Linked DNA regions of Mus musculus: region 1 is linked to region 2. A link is a loop called in an ENCODE intact Hi-C map of the cell type or tissue named here. Cell type or tissue: left cerebral cortex. All regions are shown on one strand. Each heading gives the region's core, and the rest is flanking DNA. Links, peaks and the distances in the headings are about the cores only. Region 1 holds the start of Setd1a (SET domain containing 1A). Region 2 holds the start of Snora30 (small nucleolar RNA, H/ACA box 30).

Region 1 (16,180 bases), core at 3,457-11,456, 260 kb before region 2:
CCTTACAGACCGAAAGCTTTGTGAGGATGAGAGCAGTGCCTGTCAGACACATCATCACATCTTCACACTGCTCCTGGTACCAGTAGCAATGCTCGATAAACCCTACTGTATGAATAAATAATCCCTACAGGAGGCCCATCATATGCATATATGATAACAAGAACTATTGAATGACAAGAGCTTGACAAGGGCACAAGAGCTCAGTCATGCGTTAGTGTTACTCTGTGCCCATGTAACTGTTCCACATAAACACAGCACCCCAAGGCCATTCTCCAAGACCCTGATAAACATGTATCTTAATCATGTCACCTGTCCCATGCCACCTACCTGCAGGCTGTGTGGGCAATGTCTCCTTTTCAGAGAGAGGCATGACAGGGGAATCTACAAGCCCGTCTGTCTCAGGCTTCTCATCAGGAGCTGGAAGGGGCTCTGGAACTTCTCTGGGGGGTGAAGCTGAGGGAATGACTGCTGACTGCTCCTCTTCCTCAGAGGAGGACTCTGATGAGGAAGAGGAGGAAGAGGAGGAAGACGATGAGGAAGAGGAAGACGAGCTGCCACTCTCGGAGTCTGATGTGCTGCCATTTTCACCATCTGAATCCGCATACAGAGAGCACTGGGAGGACGAGTCACTGTCCTCATCCTCACCTGGAAATCCACAATGGTAGTTAGTGGTCAAGAGGAGGGAGCACTGACGAAGTCCTCTGGATGTGAGGCTCTAGGCCAGGTGCTGAAAGCTCAAGAAGTTAAATAAGCAAGTGCATGCTCAGAGTGACAACATCAGAGTGAAGGAAGGAAAGCCCTGGGCTCTGCTGGAAGAACAAGTTGGGAAGATCCCCGCCTAAATGCTAAACCCAAGAAGGAGATGTTCTACCACACAGAAATAGAGATGAAGGCCCGGTCTACAGAAAGAGTTCCAGGACAGACAGATATAGGTAGACCTGGAGACTGGCAATCAGTTGGCCTAGACCACTGAAGTTCTGTAGAAAATAGAAAGAATTCTGGGATAAACAGTACATGCCTTGAAAGTATGCCTTTAATCCTAGCACTCAGGAGGCAGAGGCAAGTGGACCTATGTGATTTGAGATCATCCTGGTCTACACAGTAAGTCCCAGGATATACAAGGCTACACAGAGAGACCCTGTCTTGAAAAACAAAATTTAAAAAAACAAAAATAAAGGCAAGTCCTGGTGATACATGTAAACCCAGAACTCTGGAGGTGGAGAGAGGAGACTGGCCGGAGAGCATGCTCATCTGTATATCAAGTTAGGGGCAGCATGGGCTGTGTGAGACTCTTCTTGAAAAACAAAACAAAACAAGGTGCCAGCAAGATGACTCAGTAGGCACCTGTTGCCAAACTGATGACCCGAGTTTGATCAATAAAACTTACAAGATGGAAGGATACACACACATGCATGGCACAGTCTCACAACATTATATACATACCATACTTATGGGTGATCGGTTTTGGGTGAGAAAGCACTAAGAAATTCCAGAGAAGCATAATGCAAAAGGGCTATAATTCTAGCACTTGAAAGGCTTGTAAGTCAATGAGGCCAGGGAGAGAGAAAGAGAGGAAGAGAAAAAAAAACAAATGTTATTGATGACTTCATAATGGAGTAAATAGAAGGGAGTAGTGAGGGGAGGAACTGGAACATGGTGAGACTAAGCTGAAAAGAACAGGTGCAGAGCCTAGACTGACTGACTGTACAAATGGCCTGTAGGTCACTTTGGCAGAAAACAGGGAGTGTAGAGAAGAGAGTACATCTTAGAAAAGACAATTTTATTAGCACTTTCGAAAATGAATTACAACAGAAGGAAGGAAATAGAGGCAGACATCAGTCAAAACTGCATCAGAGGAGCTGGGGCTGCAGGTCAGTGGTAGAATGTTAGTCTGGCAAGGAGCCCTAGGTTTGATCCCTAGCACTGCATACACGTTTGCATGTTTGGCACGATGGCATGTTTGTAATTCCAGCACTGCTTAGGTAGAACAACTAAAAAAGGATTACAAAAGTAAAGCCCTCCTGGGCTAAAGACCCTGTCCCTAAGAACCGACACGAGAAAAGCAGACAGAAGAGCAAAGGTGACAAATTCATGTTGGAGGCACAGTTGATGGCAGGGGAGCCAAAGGACCAACAGGAGGGAACTGTTTTCATTCTTAGCAGAAAACCTGGCCCTTCGCTTCTCCACTGAGACCTCAAGATCATCACTGCTGTCATCACTGGTCACTGTGAAAACAGTATTTCAGAGGAATTCCTTGATTGCTGTGCAGACAACAGTGGCTCTTTCCTCAGGTCTCGCATACCAGCAGAAGTTATTACCTATTTCATTGTCCCTAAAATGTAATCTGTCTGCAGTGACACAAAGGGACTTGTGTAACCTGTCTCTTGCCCTTCTTCTATCCTCTTCTAACAAGGTTTTTTTTTTTTGTTTGTTTTTTGTTTTTTGAGACAGGGTTTCTCTGTGTAGCCCTGGCTGTCCTGGCACTCACTTTGTAGACCAGGCTGGCCTTGAACTCAGAAATTCACCTGCCTCTGCCTCCCGAGTGCTGGGATTAAAGGCGTGCGCCACCACACCCGACTAAAGCAGGGTTTTAATGTACATTTCTTCTAAAAAAATTATTTAATTTATGCATATGCTTCAGTGTATATATGTGTACTATATACATGTAGAATTGGAAAAAAAAAATGTGCTGGATCTCCTGGAAGTGAAGCTATAGGCAGTTGTGAGCCACCATGTAGGCTCTGGGAACCAAACTTGGGTCCTCTGTAAAAGCAGTCAGTGCTATTAAACACTGTGCTATCTCTTTCCAGGCCCTCAACACTTCTGAAGGAATGCAGATTACTCAACCATGTGCAATCTGTAGAAGCTAACACACACACAACTGGATAGTGTCTGTTGATGGCAAGAGAGACAAAGGGAAAAGAAAGGAACAGACTGATGGCTGGGCCTTACAGGAAGAGCAGAGCTCTAAGAAGAGACAGTTTAGATTGATAGCTTCAAGGGGCAAGAGGAGAATGCACGCCCTTCCCCTCTAGGACCTGGGGAGAGAAACAGACTTTGCAGGGCTATCTATCCACAGGGAGACCCGTTTAGAAGAGGGAGTATTCGGAATCAACGGAGTTCACGTTCTCAAGAGTCCCAGGATTCCCAAGGGCATTGGCTAACACAACTGTCATTGCAAAGGGCAAGAACGGCCAGAAGTCCAGCAGGAAAGTCATAGAAAAAGACAAACCAGATAGTATAATCCCTTTTTCCCCAAACCTGAACTCTACTCAACCGCCTACACTCACCATCCGATGCCTCTGCTTCCTTCTTGGTGGCATCCACAGCTTCCTCCTGTTCTTCATCTTCCTCATCTTCATCATCATCATCCTCATCCTTAAGGAAAAAGACAAACTGAGACTAACAGGAAAATGACACTGAGTTCCAGATCAGTGAGAAGCTGGCTGTGCCAACAGGGACTCAGGGAAGGCTTCTGGCAGGCACCAGGTGCCTAGCATCTCACCTTCTCTGAGGAAGACTCCTGGGACGCCTCCTCCCCTTCACTGTCCAGAGTAAAGGATTTTCGGTGTTTGCCTTGGGTCTTGCCCCGTTCTTCATCTCGCTTCGGAGGCTTGGTCCCTGGACGTCCTGGTTCTCCAGCTTCCTTCTCTCGCTCAGGATCTGTAAGAGGAGTCAGAGCAGTTACAATCTATTAGCAGTTAATGCTTTGCCATCCTGGAGGCAAGGAACACTACTGCCTACTTTACTGACAGGCCACCCTTACTCAGTACAGAAACCGAAACACAATAACAGGCTATACAATTTGAACTACATCCCACACATTTTCTTTGATCATTTTCTAAGCTGGGCGAAAGAGAATGCCAATTTGTTTTATCTGGCCCAAGGAATAATATAAGGCAGGGAGGTCTCCAGGGAAGCAGATCTGATCAGCAAAGTAGCCTCACGTCCCATAAGCTAAAACCAGAAGCCCGGACGCCAGCAGGCTGGGAAGAAGCGTTAGGCAGCGAACCTGGAGACGTGATTCTTCAAGTTCGGATTCTAGACAGTCAAATTTTCACTTTGTGTTTGCAAAGACCAAGACACAAAAACACTTAAATCAGCCCAGCAGAGCTAAGAACCATAACTAAAATGCAAGGAGAAATCTCCCTGGCCCTCTGATGTCTGCATCAAGGCTCCACTGGGTGCCCTGCCCTCAGAGACCTCTCTCCTCTTGCTTCCTATTACACTAAGACCACCAATCCTTTCTCCTTCTGCCTTATTTCCTACGTACCATCTTCATCTTCCTCAGCTGGAGTAGAGGGCCTGGGCCTCTTTTCCTCACTTGCCTCTGAAATTTCTGATGGCTCTTTCCGTTTTACCTGGCAGATGCAGACAGATAGGAGCAACTTAGAGCTCAAACAGAGACGGGAGTGAGGAGAAGGGAGATAAAATTTAAAAACCCAAACAACCCACCTCAACCACCATCCTCCACAGCCCCACCCCACTCCCATACACCATTTCCCACCATTGGGAAGGGAGGCCCACCAGTTTTCCCACCACTGAATTCCTGGATACCTTGAATGAAGGCAACCGCAGGGCCCCTCGAAGCCCTGACCCAAAGGCAAAGGCCTCAATGCCTGTGATACCGCCACTCTTGGCCCAGTCTACGAGGGACAGCATGCCTGGCTCTTTGAGCTTCATCTTTTCTTTGTCCTCTTCCTTGGCTTGCTGTTTGGCTGCATTCTGGAATGGCTACAAACAGTAGGGAGACTAAGCTAAAGAACCAACTCCTGCCCAAGAAGCAACAGTGTGCCTGAGGAACACCAACATGCATCAACTTATTCTGCTACCATTATCTACCTCTGGCAAATTAAAGCAGTTTCTCAAGTCTGATAATTTAGGCCATCCACCCTTAGGAAACAGTTACTAATTTTTACCAGGCTACAAATGGTAGAACTAAAAACAAGCCCAGAAACATTTAAGCGTTCAGTCCACTGTAAAGCAGCAAAGAAGCCAGGACAGAGCTCTTCTGACCCAGGCCCATGCTTACCTTTTGCTCTGTCAAAACTCCCCAGCCTGTAATTCCCATAGCCTTACTATCCATTTTATTTTCTCTTGTCCCTACTTTGAATTGGGCAACCTCTTTCAGCAAACAAACAAACAAACAAACAAACACTGAACATACCCAGCACTAGACCTCCTCACCTTGGCCTTCTCTTCCTTGCTCTCCCACCACTGGTCAAAGGCTCCAAAGGCCACATTCTCGACCATCTTTCGATTAAGGTCTCGCTGCATAATGCTCTTCATCTCTTGGACAAGGGTAGCCAGCACACGACCCACTGTGCCTGCTGATGGTAGGACCTTGCTTTCTGCTATCTCTGCTTCCTCCCTATGAGGCAGCCGCGCCTCCTCTCCCGAGACTGAGGAAGAGGGCAGGGGCTCGGCTGCCATAGGCAAGGGCAGGTGGTAGGCCTCCCGGGAGTACGACCCACGACCTTCTTGCCCTTGTGTGTACAGAGCATAGGGCAAGCCATAGGCTGCCTCTTGTGGAGGTGGAAAAGGGAGAAAGGCCTCGCCAAAAGCCCCGCCAGGAGGACCAGCTGAGGCTGCAGTCAATCCCTTGCCCTGCCGTAACTGGTGGAGCCGTGTTAACATCTGGGTCTGCATCTGGAAGGACATGGGCATCCCTCCCCACTGTGCCCCAAGTCGATCCATAAGTTCCAGGGAGTTCACAAAGTCATAGATGTGGGGTGGTGGTGGAGGAGGTGGCGGAGGGTACTCAGGGGGGGGTGGTCCATCTGGGCGGGGTGGGAGGAGGTAGGCAGGTTGGTGGGGAGGATAGCCAAGGGGAAGGGAAGCAAGGTAGGGAGGAGGGGGGGGAGGAGGGGGAGGTGGTGGCGGTGGCGGCTGCTGGGGGGGTGTTGGGGCTGGAGGTGGTGAGCCACCCCTGTCATCATCAGAGATCTCCATATCTTCTCCGGAAGAACATGGAGAAGCCTGTGGGGTATGGAGGAGAGTCACAGACAGCTCCTGCTAGAGCTCCCTGAGTTTGCCCTCACACTTGTCTTCATGTTTGAGCACCTTCCCTACCCCCTAAGCTTAAGCTTCCACCCCAGATGCTATGGCTGGCCCCAGGCTCACCTGGTTCTGTCCATTGGCCTTTGGTGACTCCCGGGCAGCCCCTGGCTCTCCACTCCCTGTAGGTGCTACATCTTCAAAATTAGCTGGTGCAGGAGGAGGTGTACAGGGCCCATGACCTGCCCCAGAAGGCACCTCAGCCCCTGCATCTCTAGCCCCAGGGCCTGCACTGCTGTTCTCTTCCTCTTCCTCTGTATCAGAAGCCAAGAAAGAAAACTTGGAGCGTTGTTCCTTCAGCAGCATTTCAATACGGGAATCCAAACTGCTGTGCTGAGCAAAGGGCACACTCTCGTTGGTGGTCTCTGGGGCTGGGGAGCCAGAGCGTGCAGGGGAAGCTGGGCGTGGGGGAGTCCGGGCTTCTTCTCTCTCAGGGCTGGGTGCCCCACCACCACCACCACCACCACCACCACCACCACCACCACTACCACCACCACCACCACCAGGTTCTGGAGGTTCTGGAGGTGGGGCCTCTGAGGCAGGAGGCCGGTAGTCTTGGTCAGTGGATCGGTTAGGCTCAGGGGCCAAATAGGAGGTATAGGAAGGTGGGAAGCGCTCAGCCGTATTTTCGGCAAATGAAGCCCCAGAAGGGTCCTCTCTAGTTGCCCGGCGAGGTGGATAGGAAGTATGGCGCTGGTAACGATTCCAGCTTTCATAATATGCTGGGTAGCTAGAGTCAGAACCACGAAACTGAGAGGCTGAGGAAGAAGACGACGAGGAGGAGGACGATGACGAGGAGGAGGAAGATGAGGAGGAGGCTGCAGTAGCTGCAGCAGTTGCTGAGGTGGCAGTAGCGGTGGTTGCAGGGGCTGAAGATGTAGAGAAATGGCGGCGAGAAAAAGAATCTTGATAGCTGTTCTCTGACCGCCGGGGTTTGAAGGAGGTTGAAGTGGTGCTGAAGAAGAACCCAGGAGTTAGCTAGGCTCCTACCTATGTGACCAAACCTGACTGGTTCTGTTCTCATACTCAAAGTTACTCTGGGCCTAGATTTGATTCCAACACCCACATGGTGGCTGAGAACCACTTTCACCCCAGCTCTAGGTGATCCACTGCATGGGTACAAGGAACACTGTGTGTTCAGAGACATCCATGTAGGCAAAACATTCAGACTCATAAACATCTTAAAAGAGGGGCTGGAGAGATGGCTCAGAAACTAAGAATACAGACTGCTCTTGCACAGCGCTCAGATTCAGTTCTCAATCCCCACATGTAACATCACCTGTAAATACAGATACAAGACATTTGTCCCCTTCTAGCTTGCTTGGGTGCTGCATGCCTGCAATACACAGCATACATACATACATACAGGCAGGCAGGCAAGCAGGAGCGTGCACATGAGTGCGCGCATACACACAAAACTCAAAACAGGTTTCTCAACTTGTTTCTACTAGGTCCCATGAAAACACCAATTTGTCAGCTGAAACCAAAGGCTAAAATAAATAGCTTCCAATTCCTTCTCACAGACACTTGGAGCTTGTTCTTTCCAGCTGCAGCTCCCAGAATCAAATGGCTAAGGCCCGAGAGAAGTGGTTTTCCATACCTGCTGGAGTAGGCAGAGTCCTGAGAGTAGGGGGTGCTACCCCGAGATGTGTAGGGGGTTCCTTGGGAGGACTGAGGGGTGAACTGGCCAAAGGAAGATGGAGTATCTTGTCGGCTGCTGGAGAAATTTGTATCTTGGGAGCAGGGAGTGCCATTGCCAGGGGTGCCCCCCACAGTAGTGCCTGCTGGATAGGCAGCTGTGTCCGAGGAAGACCGTCGGCGGGCTTCAGTCTAAAGAAAAAGGGAGTCAAGGAAAAAAGATCAGGCACGATTTAAAACTGTCTACTGCCCCAATCCGAGATTGCAGCTTTGTATCTGAAGACACCTAAACATCTTCCCTTAGTTCTTCCTATACTTAATAGGGGACTTCAGGGCCTTCCCAAATGGCTCTTGCTTTGGTGACCAGGTAACGAGTACATGTGCCTAACACAGCGGCAGCTACAAGCTTCTCACCGTCTCAGCGGCTGCACCAGAACCCTGGAACTTCTCACTCAAGGCCTTGCCCCCAGTGGGCACAGTCTGAGGAGTGTAAGAGCCATTGACAATCAATTCATAGTACTTCATTCGTTGTTGGCCTAGATGGAGAGAAATGAGAATCCACAATCAGAAGGAAACACAACCCTCTGAATTGGTCATTTTGTTTCTTCTTCAGGTCTCAAGTCTACTACAATCTCTCTCTCTCTCCCTTTTTTGTTTTTTTGAGACAGGGTTTCTCTGTGCTGTCCTGGAACTCACTCTGTAGACCAGGCTGGCCTCGAACTCAGAAATCCGCCTGCCTCTGCCTCCCAAGTGCTGGGATTAAAGGCGTGCGCCACCACTGCCTGGCTGTCTATATTCTATTTTTTTTTTTAATTTATTTATATGTAAGTACACTGTAGCTGTCTTCAGACACTCCAGAAGAGGGAGTCAGATCTTGCTACAGATGGTTGTGAGCCACCATGTGGTTGCTGGTATTTGAACTCTGGACCTTCGGAAGAGCAGTCTGGAAGAGCAGTCGGGTGCTCTTACCCACTGAGCCATCTCACCAGCCCTCTTTCTATTTTTATTGACTGATTAAGACAAGGTATCAAATAACCAGGCTGGTCTCATACTAAGAAGGAAAGCACACCCTGAATTCGTTGTCCCTACTCTTCCCATGTTCAGGAATTACAGACATTTATCACCACACTGCTCTTTTGCAGATTTATGAAGTAAAATCAGGTTCATCTCCAACTATTAAACATATATCCCATTAATATTGGGAGGCAGTAGTGCTTGGCCTGGAATGTAAAAGCCTTGGTTCAACATAACCATGATAAACTCATGGTTCACACATACACCATCTAGAGTATTTCATAAACTTCAAGAAAAGTAGGATTCTAACTACAAGTGTCAATCCAGCCCACGAGGGGATTTTATTTGCCTTGAACAATGACTTTTAAACTCTTGGAAGGGGTCGAGCGGTGAGAGGGTTTGGTGAGTAAAGTGCCTGCCACCAAACTTGACAATGTAAGTTTGCTCTCTGGGACCCACACGGAGAAAGGAAAGAACAACCCCCTTTGTTGCCCTCTAACCTTCACATGCGGCCACACAAGAAGAATGTACATCATACACATATAACAAATAAATATGAGAAAAAACTGTGAGAAGAATGTAGCATTTAAAAATGAAGTGTTGCCAAAGTCAGCAGCATATGCCTGTACTCCTCGTACTTGGGAGACTGAGGCAAGGCAAGGGTCCAATTCAACACGAGCTACAGTGAGCATAGGTCACCACAGACAGACAGAAAGACTGACTCAAAAACACAAAACAGGAACTGGAGAGTCGCCCAGTTGGTAAAGTGCCTTCTTGGTATGCATAAAATCCTGGGCTTCATCCCCAGGACCACATAAACCAAGCACAGTGACATAAGTCTATGATCCAGGATGAAGGTGGATTAGAAGTCAAGGTCATCTTTGGCTATAAATGAAGATTAGGACAACATGAGACCCTGTCTCCAAAGAACCAAAACAAGGGTTGGAAAGATGGCTCAGCAGTTAAGACCATTTTGTGCTCTTGCAAAGAATCACCCACATGGATGTCTATAACTATCCCAACTCCAATTCCAGGGGATCCAACAAATACCCTCTTCTAGTCTCTGTGGCATACACATACATGTGCACACATCTACACAAACACACACATACACAGAAGCAAAGCAAATCCTTAAAAGTAAAGTTAAAACACCAAGAATAAAGCCTGGGACCAGGTGTAGACTACAAGGGCAGGCTAAGTTATAGAGTGAGACCTATAAAAGAAATAAAAACATTAAAAACAGAACAAACAATTAAAACAGTTTAATTCTAGCACTCAAGACAGTAGAGGCAGGTGGATCTCAGTGAGTTCAAGGCCAGCCAAAGCTATGTAGTGAGATTCTGTTTCAAAAACACATAAAAACTATAAGATTACATACAAAAGTCTTAAGTTGAATTTGGAAACATTGGTCTTCACTCCCATTTGTAAACATCAGTTAACAACCTCTTCCCTTAGATGGCACTGTACGATGACATCTCTCCCTGTAATTCCTTAAAAGCAGTTCAAACCTGCTCCATTTTTCTTTATTTTTATTTGTGTGCACACACAAAGGCCACAGGAGGACACTGGATATCTCCCATTGTTGTACTCTCTCACTCCTTTGGGAGAAGGTCTCACTAGAACTGAAGTTTGCCAATTTATACCCTGGCTTGTCAGAAAGACTCTGGGACCTGCCTGTCTTCTCCCCACAAAACCAAGTTATAGGCATACACAACCATATCTAGAATGTGTGACCGATGGAGATTCAGACTCAGGCCTTCATATTTGTATAGTATGTACTGTTACCAACTAAGGGTTATCTCCTGGTTCCTTTTTGTTGAGAAAGTTCTCACTATGCAGCACTAGTTGACCTGGAATCATCTGTGTAGTCAGGTTAGCCTCAAAGTCCTCCTGCCTCTGCCTCCCAAGCACAAGGATGATAGGCATGTGCCACAATGAGACTCTGCCTAATTCATCTTTATCTTCACACATCTGTGGTTTTGGCAGGCCGTGACCTAAAACTCTAGTTCTTTAATTTCCTGAAGTTTCAATGTTAACATATGTGCTACTGAAGAAAGCACAAAATATGTATAAGTTTAAAACAACCAACAAACAAAAAAGAAAAACCCTCCCTGAGCTGGAGAGATGACTCAGCAGTTAAGTGGTCTGGTAGCTCTTCCAGAAAACCGGAGTTCAATTCCCAGCACCCACATGGTGGCTCCCAACCATTAAACCAGTTCCAGGGGAATCTGATGCCTTCTTTTGACTTCCATGAGTGTAAGACGTACATGCTGTTCACAGATATATATTCAGGCAAAACAGACACACACACACAAATATCTAAATGAATCTCAAAATGTATCTCTAAAATTTAAAATCTAATAAGTTCTGAAACAGACGTGACTTCAGGAATTTTGGTAATCATGACCCTGATTACTTGGCTGAGCCCAATTAAGTATCAGCATATAGAATCCCTGTTAGAAACCAACTTTAGGCAACATGCAGCGAGTCCTCACCTTTGATATCAAGCTGGGCATGAATGATGTTGCCCATGACAGAGGTGAGGTGGAGGTTTTTGACAGTTTCCTTGGCGCCCCGAGTGCTGGTGAAGAGCACACGGGCCAGGCCTAGGTGCTTTCGAGTGCGGGGATGAAGAAGGATCTCCACTTCTTCCACCTCTCCATATTTCCGGCACATATCCTTCAGGAAGGTTTCCCTCACATTGTCATTGAGCCTCGCAAAAGTTACTTCCTTCAGTGGTATCTGTCCAATATAGAACTCATCCAGCTGTGGAAAGACAAGAATTGGTCTCGGGCTTCCATAGTGAGCAGTTTCCTTACCATTTGGGAAACTTCAGAGACATCTATGAGATTAAGACAAATCTGGGACAGAGACGTCAAGGGGGCTCATGAGAGGTACATTAGCAGTGACCTGTTTTTCAAGCCCTCTTATGACATATAGCAACAACTGGGAAGAAAACACACAAAACAAGAATTAACATACATAGGACAAAGTAATAGAAGAAAGTAATCTATTAGTTCAGGGTTACAGACTAGCATAAGCTAATTACTAGAAACAGAAAAAAAGGAAAAGTTCCCATTCAGAAAAGAGACAAGACAGAGCCGAGTGTGCCGTGCACTCTTACAATGCTAGCACATGGGAGGCTGAAGCACAGGATTCTTAGTTCAAGGCCAGCGGCTACCTAGGGAGTACTTGTTTCAAAAAAAAAAAAAGATAAGCCAGATATAAATATAAATATAACACAGTGGTAGCAAAGATGTAGAGACAGGGTATTGGGGAGCCGCTATCATTCTTTCTGGACTCTGTAGATGCTTAAAGTTTACCAAAACAACAAACTTCCAAGACATGAAATTTATCCATCTTGATATTTTCTAAACACTGAAAAGTGTCTGGTGGAATATTACAGGGATATGGTGTCAAAGAGGTGATAAGGCCTGCCCAGATCAATAACCACACATGTCAATGCCTCAAAACAGACTTAGGATGCCAGCAATATGGCTCAGTAGGTACAGACACTTGTCACCAAGCCTGACAACCTTGAGTTTGACCACTAGGACCCATGATGAAAACCAATTCCCACAAGTTGTGCTCTAACTTCTACATGTGCACAATGGCATGCAAGCTTATTTATGAATGTACACACATGAAAAATAATATAATAAAAAAGAAAAACAGACTTGGAAAACAAAATTAAAATAAGAACATTAAAACCAGTGACAACAGCAAGATGGAGCCTAAAACTGAGGAAAGCTGCAGAAAGCGAGCAAACATCGGACTCTGCATGAAGAACATGGCAATGGAAACCTAAAGATTAAGACGAAAGGAAAGAACTACTGGGTGACTCCAGGCTTCCAGCTTGGGTACCCGAGTACCTGGTATTGCCATTCATCAGTCAAGAGGAAGTGAGGAGAGCAGGACTCAGGGAAGAAAGATGATGTTTTAGTGTCTCAGTAGATGCTGGCAGGAAGGAGGTATGAGACATAAACATTCAGACAGAAGAGCTTTCAGTAAAGCTGCTCAAGAAAGGGGGGATTCAGAAGGGTGAAGCCACTGCACAACTTACTTTACCAATAATCAGTAAAAGAAAACAAAAACAAAATTAGGAGGAGACAAAGAACTACCAATTTTCGAGACAGTCCGAAGTTTGAAGAATATCTTATTACAGTAGGGAAGCAAGCTGCTCGTACAGACAGGACAGAGGAGCACACACAATGACAGCAAGAACACACAACTCCAAGTGCACAGTGGTCTTAGCAGCATCCTTAATTGCTGAATAACTTGGCTATCCCACTGTCACAAGGCTTCAGAATACCCACCCATACCTCATCCTTCCAGACATCAATACCCTTGTCACCAGATATATACTAGAGTCACCTCAGCTATACATGTATACCTTCTGTCCAAAACATCTCAGTCTCACAGACACAAAAAGCAATGAGATCTGGCTGTCATAGTTCCTTCGGAATAAACACTTTGGTAGACTGTGTGAAGCCCAGGGTCCTTGACACTCTCCAAGGACCAACATGCAGGGAGACCAGCAGGCACTCACCTTAAACTTAGGAACCGGGAGGGAAAAGTCTCTGGCTTTGGACCTGACATGACAGCGGGGGTCCTGGAGGTCTTCCACGGGGGTATACTTTGAGTCCTAACAAAGAAAGCAGGAAGAGATGAAACCAGGCTGAAAATTCACCAGCCTACTGACTCTATAAAGCCCATGTAGAAGCCAACATACAGAAGAGCTGGGAGAGCTTGCTCATTCTCAAAAAACCAAACTACAGGTATAGGAAGTCTGGGTGTTGAATACTGAACAGGGGGAAGCGGGGAGGGGAGATTGGAGGTCCAAATAAGTCAAGAAAGGCTCGAGGGCACTCACACTGACACTGAAGTGGACTCCGTCATAGCGGTACACCTTCTGGGAAGGCCTGCGCAAAGCAGGGTCCAAAGCAGGATCCACTATGAGCTTGTAGTTCCGCCACTGGAAGCTCGGGGCTTTCTGCCCGTCTCCCCCACCTTCCTGGTCCATCTTTGCTCATTTACACTGTCAGGAAAAGAGGGATACGGAATGGGAGTCCACGACTTAGGCCTGACTCCCTTGCTGTCCCCTCAATGTCTAGCCCCGATTCCAGGGTCTCACATCAGTCCAGTCCCCGACACCTCAGCATGACCCGTGGCTCCCTCAGATCTTGCCCTGAGGAGCTGGGCTCACTATGGCACTCCATTCCTCTCCATCCCCAATTCTACCCTCAGGGCCCAGGCCCATCTCGCGCCCCCTTACCTTCCCGCTCTCCCCAGCGCGCCCCACTTGGCCTCCACGCAAGACCCCTCCCCCGTCCCCTCGCAGGCCCCGCCCCCTCCCGCCTCCTCACCGGCCAAGCGGCCCGGGCCGAGCCCCGCTCCCGCTCCCACACAGCCGCTCGCGTCCCCGCGCCCCGATCCTCCGAACCAGAGGTGGCACCTCTTCGGGGCGTTGGAAACACCGCGAGACCGAATCTGAGACCCAGCTTCGGTCCCTGAATCCAGGCGGGGGGGTGGGGGGAGGTAACGCGCGCCGCTGCCCTCTCCTCCCGCCCGGGCGCGTTCGGTGTCGTCCACCCCCCCCACCCCGTCGGCGCGCACGCGCGCCGGGGCCCTACTCACCCGCTCGTGGCGAGCGGCTCACCCTCCCCCCACCGCGCGCAGCACCTCAGCGGCGTGAGGCGGCGGCGGCGGCGGCGGCAGCGCGAGACCCGGCCCCGCAGCGGTGGCGGCGGCGGCGCCCCCCCACCACCACCTCCCCGGCGCGCGCACCAAACACCACCGCCACCTGCGCGAGGCCCAGCGGGCACAGCGTCTGCATCCGCACTTTCGCTACAAGGACTGCGGAGCGATCCACGGGGCCGAGGGTAGCGGCCTTGCCTCGGCCGGCGCCCTGCGAGGCTCGGGAGTTGTAGCCCAGGGAGCCTGAAGATGGGCCGCATTCCCCGGAGAGTGGACCGCACCACCCTGATCCAGCTGCTCCGGCCTTGGGGTTCCTGGCGAATCGGCGGCGACGAAAGCTGCGACGAGCCCCTGAGGGAAGGGGGCGGAGCGAGGGGGAGGACGCCAGCCAGAGCTCGGGAGATTTGAGTGGCGCGTCCAACGACGCAGATTCGCGAGGCGGGCGGGGCGAATGAGTGGACAGGATGCGCGCTCCTCGGCTCCTCTTCCCTGCCCCTTCCTTGCGCAGCCCGAATGCCTATGAGGCTGCAGTGCAGATTCGCCACCGTCCTGGGCTTTGGCCGTCACCTCTTCTCACCTGCTGTAGAGTCAAGAAAATGACGCCTGGCTCGCCAAGCCCTGTTGGCAGAGTCGACCTCTAGTCCTGGATTTTTTTTTTTTTCAGTAGAACGACTCAAGGAACAGCACACTTCCTACTTAGTGCGAAATGGTTACAAGGAAGAAGTCTTCTCGGCGTTTCCTGAAAATTTTCAGACAAGAAAAGCTGCCCAAATAATCCTAAGGAGTCGGGTAGCGAATCTGCCGATCCGGTTGTGGGCGGGGCTAACGAGAGAGGCGTGGCCAGGCGTGCGGAGCCCGGCGTAACGGGCTGCTTCCCTTAGAATCCACCAAAACCTGGGAGGGGTGGGAGGTGGAAAAATACAACCAGGAGGGGTGACTCAGGCGCTTTGCCTACCGACGCACAGAGTGAAATGATCGGTTCCTTCCCGCTTTTATATTCGGGCTCCTGTTGTTTTTCAGACAGCATGACATCGAACTTGCTATATAACGGAGGATGGCCTCGAACTCCAGATCCTTTTGCCTCTATTTCCTGAGTACCGGAATTACAGGTGTGCACACCATAACCGGTTTATAGCATGCTGGGAGATCTAACTCAGGGCTTTCTGCGTGTTAGGCCAGTACCCTAGTTACACCTCCCTTGGGCTAGTTTTAAAATGTTCCTTCTGAGCCGAGCAGTGGTGGTACACGTCTTTAATCCCAGGACCTGGGAGGCTGAGGCAGGTGGATTTCTGAGTTGGAGGCCAGCCTGGTCTACAGAGTGAGTTCCAGGACAGCCAGAGCTACACAGAGAAACCCTGTCTCAAAAAAAAAAAAAAAAAAAAAAAAAAAAAAAATGTTCAGTGGTTAAAATCAGGGTTCTGTTGAGCTTAAAAGAAACATAAAGACCCTTAAGTAGATCCTATAAAAAGTAAAGGTCTGATGTAACCCGGTTATTCTTGAGCAGTTTTTAGGCAAGGGCTACCTATGCTCATAGGATCCCGCTGCGAAACTTAAGGACAGACCTCGTTCAAGCTTCACTTGGGAACCCAAAACTGAGATCGTCCCAAGGTTCAACACCCTTTTCATCCAGCGAATGAATACAGGCTCTCTGGTCTCTGGAAGAACTGCACTCTTGCCAAGGCTTCTGAGCTGAAGATGCCTTAAGTGGCCCTCTACAAGAGCCTCTCATTATAGGCTGCTGGGCAAGCCTTTGACTTTCCTTAGTTTCAGGTTA
Region 2 (8,000 bases), core at 1-8,000:
TCAAGGCTAGCCTGATGCACACAGAGCTCCAGGACAGTTATCGATACATACTATAGACCCTGCTTCAAGAAAACAAAGCAACAATAAAAGTGACAGGAGAGGTCTGACCTTCATCTTCATTAGCAGTAAACTCTTCATCATCTTCATCTGGATGCCAACGCTGCTTGTTACATTGTGTGACAGCGGAAGATGGAGGGTGTACCTGTATGGGGAAGGGTAAGAAGTGGAAGGACTTAACATTTGAACACAAAGTTGAAAGGGTACTTTGGTGAAAGTCTTTAATCCTAGTACTGGGGAAGCAGAGGCAACTCTTGAGTTGGAGGACAACCTAGTCTACATAGTGAATTCTAGGTCAGCCAGAGAGTCAACAAACAACAAGGCCCAGTGTGGTACACATACCTTTAATACCAGAACTCAGGAGGCAGGGGGATCTCTGTGAGTTTGAGGCCTATCTGGTCTGCAAAGTCAGTTCCAGTGTAACCAGGGATGTTACACAGAAAAACCCTGACTCAAAAACCAAACCGATTCAAATCACCAAACCAACCAAACAAAAAGAGTTGAAAGACAGAGATGTCATGTAGATCAGAAAAGCATCACTGTTCCCTTGAGTAACAGCTGCCACTGGTACAGTATCAGGGCAAGGATGTAATCAAGGGTTTTATCTCAGCACCAGCTACCAAATCCTGACCCCACTGACAAAGGAAGGACCTGTGAAAAGTGCTAGAAAATAAAGGGGGACCATGCCCTTAATCCAAGCATTCTATAGGCAGAGCTTTTTGAATTTGAGGCCAGACTGGTCCACACAATGAGTTTCAAGTCAGTCAGGTGTACGTAATAAGGCTCTCTTTCAAAAACAAAAACCAAACAACTACCCAATCCCCTCCCCAACAAAAGAAGAGAGAGGGGCTAAGTGGTTATCACCAAGCCTGACAACCAAAGCTCAATCCTTGTACTCATGTAAAGGTAGGTTAGAATCAATGCCACAAAATTGTTCTCTGACTTCCATATGTATGCACACACAGACACAATTTTAATAATTTTTTTAGGTTATCCTAATCTACATGAGTGCCAGGCCAGGCAAGACTACACAGACCCTGTCTCAAAAAATAAGTAAATAGCCGGGTGTGGTGGCGCACGCCTTTAATCCCAGCACTCGGGAGGTAGAGGCAGGCGGATTTCTGAGTTCGAGGCCAGCCTGGTCTACAAAGTGAGCTCCAGGACAGCCAGGGCTATACAGAGAAACCCTGTCTCGAAAAACCAAAATAAATAAATAAATAAATAAATAAATAAATAAATAAATAGAATGAAATTTAAAAATAATTAAATCAAGGGCTAGAATGATAGCTTATTGGTTAAGAACACTATTCCACTTCTAGAAGACCTAAGTTCAATTCCCAGAACCCTTATCAAGTGACTCAAAACCATCTGTAAGTCCAGGTCCAGGGGATCTAAAGACTCTAGCCTCTGTTGGCATCTGCTATCATGTATGCATATCCATACACAGACACATAAACCTGTGTTTATAATTACAAATAAGAGAGCATAAATTTTTTTTTTAATTACAGAAACAGTAATTTAAAAAACCAACCTTAACATGCAGAACATACAGACCAATGGTATAAAGGTCCAAAAGATTTTTTAAGATTTCTTTATTATTATATCTAAGGACACTGTAGCTGTCTTCAGACACCCAGAAGAGGGCATCAGATCTCATTAGGGATGACTGTGAGCCACCATGTGGTTGTGGGATTTGAACTCAGGACCTTCGGAAGACCAGTCAATGCTCTTAACTGCTGAACCATCTCTCAAGCCCAGATTTTTTTTCTTTGAGACAAGGTCTCACTATGTACCTCATGCTATCTTGGAATTCACTATGTAAACCAAGCTGGTCTCCAAGATCTACCTGCCTCTGCCTTCTGAGTGCTGGGATAAAGGTTTATCACACTACACAAGCTCTAAAAGATTCAAAAAAAATTTTTTTATTTATGTATATGGGTAGCTTGCCTGTATGTACATTTGCACACCAGAAGAGGACATTGGATCCAGATGATTATGGGCCACCATGTGGGTGCTGAGAACTGAACTCAGGACCTTTGGAAGAGCAGCCAGTGCTCTTAACCACTGAGTCATCTCTCTAGTGCCCCCCAAAAGATTTTTAAGATGACTATCACAACTTCCAAATTTGTATCACCTAACAATTTTTGTATACACACACACACACACACACACACACACACACACACACACACACAGATAAATAAATAACCTGCACGTTTGTACATGGTTATGGAAACCAGAGCACATTGTTTGGTGTCTTCCTCACTCACTCTCCAATGAACTCGGAGCTCACTGATTTAGCTAGACAAGGAAGCTCTTAATGTTGAGATTACTGTAACATACCACTGCACACACCTTGTGTTATGAGCCAGATGAGGCAATGAACTAAGCTACTTCTCTCCAGCCCTCCCCCTAGGAATTTTAAAAGTACAATAAATGTTTCCATTATATTAGAAACCTTGCCAGTTGCAGGCTTCAACTTGGTTTGCAAATGATCAATTCCTATCAATGAAACTCCAACTGTCCTTAACCCAGATTCTTAAAACCATGGATCAACCTATGCACAGGATTTGAGAGCAAAACTTTACATCTATTTCCCCTTGAATCTTTCTTCCTGTACCTTTTCTGTTTATACCTCTAAATCCTGAGATGGCTCCTCTTCAATATTTTCTTCAGGCCCATCCTGGGTATCACTGTCATGAGAAGGTGTTTGAGAGGGGCTAAAAGGCCCACCCAATAACTGAGGAGGGAGGGAACGGAGCAGCTCTTCCAGTGGCAGTTCTCCCTCATGTCGAAGAAGTTCAATCTCACGCCTCTGGGTCTCTGCATCATTGCCTTCCTGTTGTTCTTCAACCTCAATGGTCTCCTCATCATCTTCCTCTTCTTCCTCTTGGGGTTGAAAGTCCCCATCTATAGCAGGAGAACAAGGTCACAAAGTCCACGGGCCCTGCAAGCCACAGGGTGGGTTTTTCAGCTCTGGAAAGGGCACTTGGGGAAGAGTAACAGGACCAAAGAGCACACACACCTTCATCATCCAGTCGAGAAACCGGGGGTGGAGGACTGGATGCTGCTGAGGAAGAACCAAGGCAAGGGGAGGAGCCAGCTTTGCTGGAGGCCGGTGGCTGGTTAAGGCTCTGAGACAGAAGGTCTGAGTACTTCTCAGTTTGCCCTACAATGAAGTCCAGGTGCAGGTCCAAGGCTTTCTTACGTTTTTCTTCAAGCCGAGACTGTTGTTTGAATTGTACCACCTAACATAATCACAAAAGATATCAGTCACCTATATATTCACTTGTTTATATCTCTTAGCCAACTACTTAGGGATACTACCTTTATGCCAGACTTTGGCTTGGTCATTCAGAAAAAACTAAAAATCTTTAAGGGGTTTCTGATCTATATGGTACTTCTAAAAAAAAAAAAAAAAAAACCAAAAACAAACAACAGCAACATAAACACAAGATGGTATCAACTTAGTATCTAGGAGCTGGAGAACATTAACAAATCCATCTTAAATTTGATCTTTAAAAGAATTAATAAAGTAGTCAGTCAGTGGTGGCACACACATTTAGTATCATCAGAGGCAAACAGACCTCTTAATTCAGGACCAGTTTGGTCTATAGAGTAAGTTCCAGGACAGCCAAGGTTACAGAGAGAAATCTTATTTTCTTTCTTTCCTTTCTTTTCTTTTTTTCTTTTTCTTTTTTTTTTTCTCCGAGACAGGGTTTCTCTGTATAGCCCTGGCTGTTCTGGAACTCACTTTGTAGACCAGGCTGGCCTCGAACTCAGAAATCCACCTGCCTCTGCCTCCTGAGTGCTGGGATTAAAGGCGTGCGCCACCACACCCGGCTGAGAAATCTTATTTTCAAAAACCAAAACCCAAAACAAATAAATTATAAACAGAGTATGCACAGCTACCAGTGTATGTCAGTAGGAGAGCACATGCATAGCATATGCAAAATCCCAGGTTTGGGAGCTGGTGGTGTTGTCTTCTGTAACTACTAACAAGTAGAACAGCAGAGTAGGAAGAGACCATGTGTGAATTTGCCAGGTATGTGAACCGAAAATAAAAAATATTCAAAAAAGTCTGGAGGTTAAAAGACAGTGACCAAAGCACAGACTTAGCAACAGGAGGCTCTGGGTTAATAAAACTAAATAAAACTACTATAGGTGGGCGTGGTGACACACATCTTGAATCCCAGACCTCAGGAGGTAAAGGCAGGCAGATCTCTGTGAGTTGGATGCCAGCCTGGTCAACAGAGTGGGTTCCAGAACAGCCAGGGCCATGTAGAGAGGCCCTATCTCAAAGAAACCAAAGCAACAACAAAAACTAAAAACTTGAGGTTGACAAAATGGCTTAGTAGGTAAAGGCACCTGTTGCCAAGCCTAACAACTTGAATTCAACTAGGACTCACAGGGTGGGAAAAGAGTGCACCAACAACTTCCAAATTGTCCTCTGACTTTTATAAATCAGCTGTGGCTTATGTGCACATAATTTAAATAATTAAATATTTTTTTAAAAATGGGGCTAAGGGCTGGAGAGATGGCTGACTGCTTAAGAACACTAACTACTCTTGCAGAGGACTAACTGGAGTTTAATTCCCAGCACCCATATCGGACAGTTCACAAATCCAGCTCCAGAAGATCCAACATCTTCTGGCCTCCAAGGTCACCAGCATTCATGTGCACATCACATACCCATAAACAGACATATAATTTAAAAATAATGAAAATAAAGGCTTTTTAAACTTGGAACCAGAATGATGGCTCAGGGGTTAAGAACACGTATTGCTCCTCCTGAGGATAAGTTTTGTTCCCAACACTTACATTAGGTCGTTCACAATAACCTATAACTCCATTTTCCAGAGATCCAACTTGCTCTGGCATGTGTGTGTATCTGTATGTACTTACTTACATAAATTTCAAACAGGCACACACACATACATAAATAAAACCAATAAATCTTTTAAAAGTTTTTTACCTCCAGGCATTGTATCAAACACCTTTAATCTTCAACAGTCAAGAGGTAGAGGTAGGTAGACCTCAAGGCCAGCCTGATCTATACAGAGAGTTCTAGGCTAGCCAGAGCTAGTAGGACTCTGTTTCTCACAAACAAACAAACAAACAAATGCATGCCTTATAAGTTCAAGGGCAGCTTGAGTTCCAGGTCAGTCTATACTATGATGAGACTTTGTCTCAAATGCACAAAAAAAGGAGGAAGGCAAGATGGGTCAACATCAAGACTAACAGCCTGAGTTAAATCCTTGTGACTCACGTAGCAGAAACAGACACTCACAAATTGTCCTTTGATCTTGACTATGTGACATGGTATGTCTCCCCACCCCAAACCCAAATACACACATAGTAAAAAATGTTAATCACTCCCCCTGCCCCCATTCCAAGCCTAGGTGTTAAATGGCACATCCTTAGAACTCAGGAGACTGAAGATGGCTCTGGACTAGCACATGTTACATAGACGGTCTCAAACACTACAAAAATAAACATTGCAGCCAGGCTTATAAACTGAAGAGAAGATGAGTTCAAGACCAATCACCATGCTGGCACACTCCTGTAATGCAGCACTTGAGAGGAAATAGAGGGAAAAGGACCAACCCCTGCTATGAAAGTAACCTAGTCTACTTGAGATCCCTGTTGCAAAAATGAACAGAAACAACAACAACAAAGGGGCTTTACAAGGTGGAAGGAGCATCAGGGGTTCAAGATATTTTTAGTTACATAGCAAATTTGAGGATAACATGGTTACATGACACCCTGTCTTAAAACTGAAACAGTAAGAAAACCTGTGAAATACAGCAATACCCCTATCTCAAACAATACAGTATAACAACTATTTACATAGTACTTTTTACACCACAATGTGTATAATAAAACATTCTAAAACTATTTGAAAGTCTTCAATTAGGTATTCATATATTATATGCATTTTAAGTCCTGGACTTGAACATCTCCAGATTTGATGCCCACAAGGAGTCCTAAAACAATCACACAAGCACAATGAGGGAGGTGAGAGAATTCAGAGATCATTCCAACTTAACATACAGCAGGAGGGATAATTAAATAAACAGGAAACATGTTAATATACACCCTGCAAAGAGCAGACGGTCTCCTCGAGTCAAAGAGTCAAAGAGTCCTTTCATCCCCAAATATACAATGGATATTTGCCGCTAAAACAGACTGCTGGGCACTGTTCCGAAAGTTTAACTGAGTAGGCAGGGAAGGGTAACCAAGTCTTCTGCCGTGTGACACTCAGGATTGGAAAGGTCCCCTACATAGGGACATGTCATAAAGAGCTGGAACTGCAGCGTTTAGTTCCTTGGTAAGCTTTGGTCAAGCCTATTAATATACCTCCCTCTAACCTACTCCAGGCCACCCCTTTTTTCCAGCCTCATGGTTCACCTTCTCCACATTGCTCCAGAACTGCCTAACATCCTTGGCCATGGTAGAAGCAATTCGGCGCAGCTTGGCCTGTTCCTCTCTCCGAGCTCGCTCCTCCTTTTGTCGCTGCTCTTCATGGTGCCGGATCACCATACGTACCACCTATAGAAATAATGACCCAGTATGAAAATGCTCAAAGCTAAATGTCCCTATCCACACAATCAAATACAAATGTTATCAAGGGCAAGAAAAGGCTTACCTCTAAATGCAGAAACCACCAAAAGGGTATATTAATTTGTCGGCTTTATTTGGGGTGTGACCCTGTCTATCCTAGAACTCTGTAGACCAGACTGGCCTCAAATTCAGAGATTCACCCTCCTCTGCCTCTCCAATGCTGGAATTAAAGGTATGTACCATCACCTCCCAGATAATCATTAAGGTTTCAAATACACCTGAAAACATACAGATGTTACAGCAAACAGGACATACCTTCCGGGCCACACCTCGTTTCCATCTGCGTTCCTGAGCAAAGTCAGCAGAGAGCCACTGCATCTCTTCACACAGATAGTCCCAGTGTCCTTTAGGGCGGGGAGGCTCTGGCACTTTAGGTAGCCTTTTCAATGACCAGAATCCCTCCTTCCGAAGTTCAGCAATCCGAGTTTCAATTTCAGCTTCCTAATACAGGGTAATGACATTGATCAAGAGTTTCTGGACATGCAAGCTATATCACTGCCATGGCTGGAATCCTGACCATTGAATGAGCTCAGTGTTTTGTTTTCATATCAATCCTACAAGGTAATAGATTCTATTGGGAGTGGTATGAGGGAATATCTAGGAAATTAAATGACATTGCTGAGATTATACAGCTAGGAAAGAACTGGGAATCAAAAACAGGTCTAGAAACCTGAGCATGTCTTTAATCCCCAACCCTGGAAGGCAAAGGCAGGCTTAACTCCAGGCCAAATTATTCTACATAGCAAATTCCAAACCAATCAGGGCTACATATTGAGACCCAGTCTCAAAACAAACAAACAAACAAACCAAAAACAAACAAAAAACCCAAACGAAAAAATATCCAAAGCAGCAACTAAATGTTGACACCTGCCTTCCATACGCAAGTGCACACACAAACACCTATAAACATAATACAAGTGAAATAGATATAAAAATTCAGGCCATGATTCTTAGCACTGTAGAAAATCTATTTCTTAGAAATATGATTTCAGGGCTGGAGAGATGGCTCAGCGGTTAAGAGCACTGACTGCTCTTCCAAAGATCCTGAGTTCAAATCCCAGCAACCATATGGTGGCTCACAACCATCTGTAATGAGATCTGGCACCCTCTTCTGTAGTGTCTGAACACAGCTACAGTGTACTCACATGTAATAAATAAATAATTAAAAAAGAAGAAGAAATATGATTTTAGTCTAATTTATTTAAAATTTCACAGGCTACAGATTAGATATAAATGGGAAAACAATAAATTTTAATACCATAACAGCTTACAAAGTACTTCAGTGTCTAATGACTTCTTTATTTAGATTTGCTGGTTTG

Evidence for each region. Peaks named below come from ENCODE experiments on the same cell type or tissue, not always from the same donor. Only the 100,000 strongest peaks of a DNase experiment are listed, where the experiment ranks them.
Region 1: it touches region 2 in a loop (2.7-fold over the local background); 3 of 42 quality-filtered maps call a loop at or near these places.

The regions. Positions count from the first base shown.
Region 1 is chr7:127,775,680-127,791,859 of GRCm38, reverse strand. It overlaps Setd1a (SET domain containing 1A), which reads right to left and starts at 14,471. Exons shown (of 19, transcript NM_178029.3): 1 at 14,347-14,471; 2 at 13,583-13,747; 3 at 13,259-13,354; 4 at 11,205-11,475; 5 at 8,110-8,231; 6 at 7,658-7,887; 7 at 6,124-7,012; 8 at 5,188-5,979; 9 at 4,558-4,734; 10 at 4,274-4,361; 11 at 3,506-3,663; 12 at 3,291-3,378; 13 at 328-645. The coding sequence starts at 13,732. In left cerebral cortex, for the core only: no CTCF peak of the experiment used is centred there; no DNase peak of the experiment used is centred there.
Region 2 is chr7:127,520,598-127,528,597 of GRCm38, reverse strand. It overlaps Srcap (Snf2-related CREBBP activator protein), which reads right to left. Exons shown (of 34, transcript NM_001304266.1): 5 at 6,937-7,122; 6 at 6,469-6,609; 7 at 3,083-3,305; 8 at 2,693-2,967; 9 at 109-202. Snora30 (small nucleolar RNA, H/ACA box 30) reads right to left here and starts at 701; the gene lies at 595-701. In left cerebral cortex, for the core only: no CTCF peak of the experiment used is centred there; no DNase peak of the experiment used is centred there.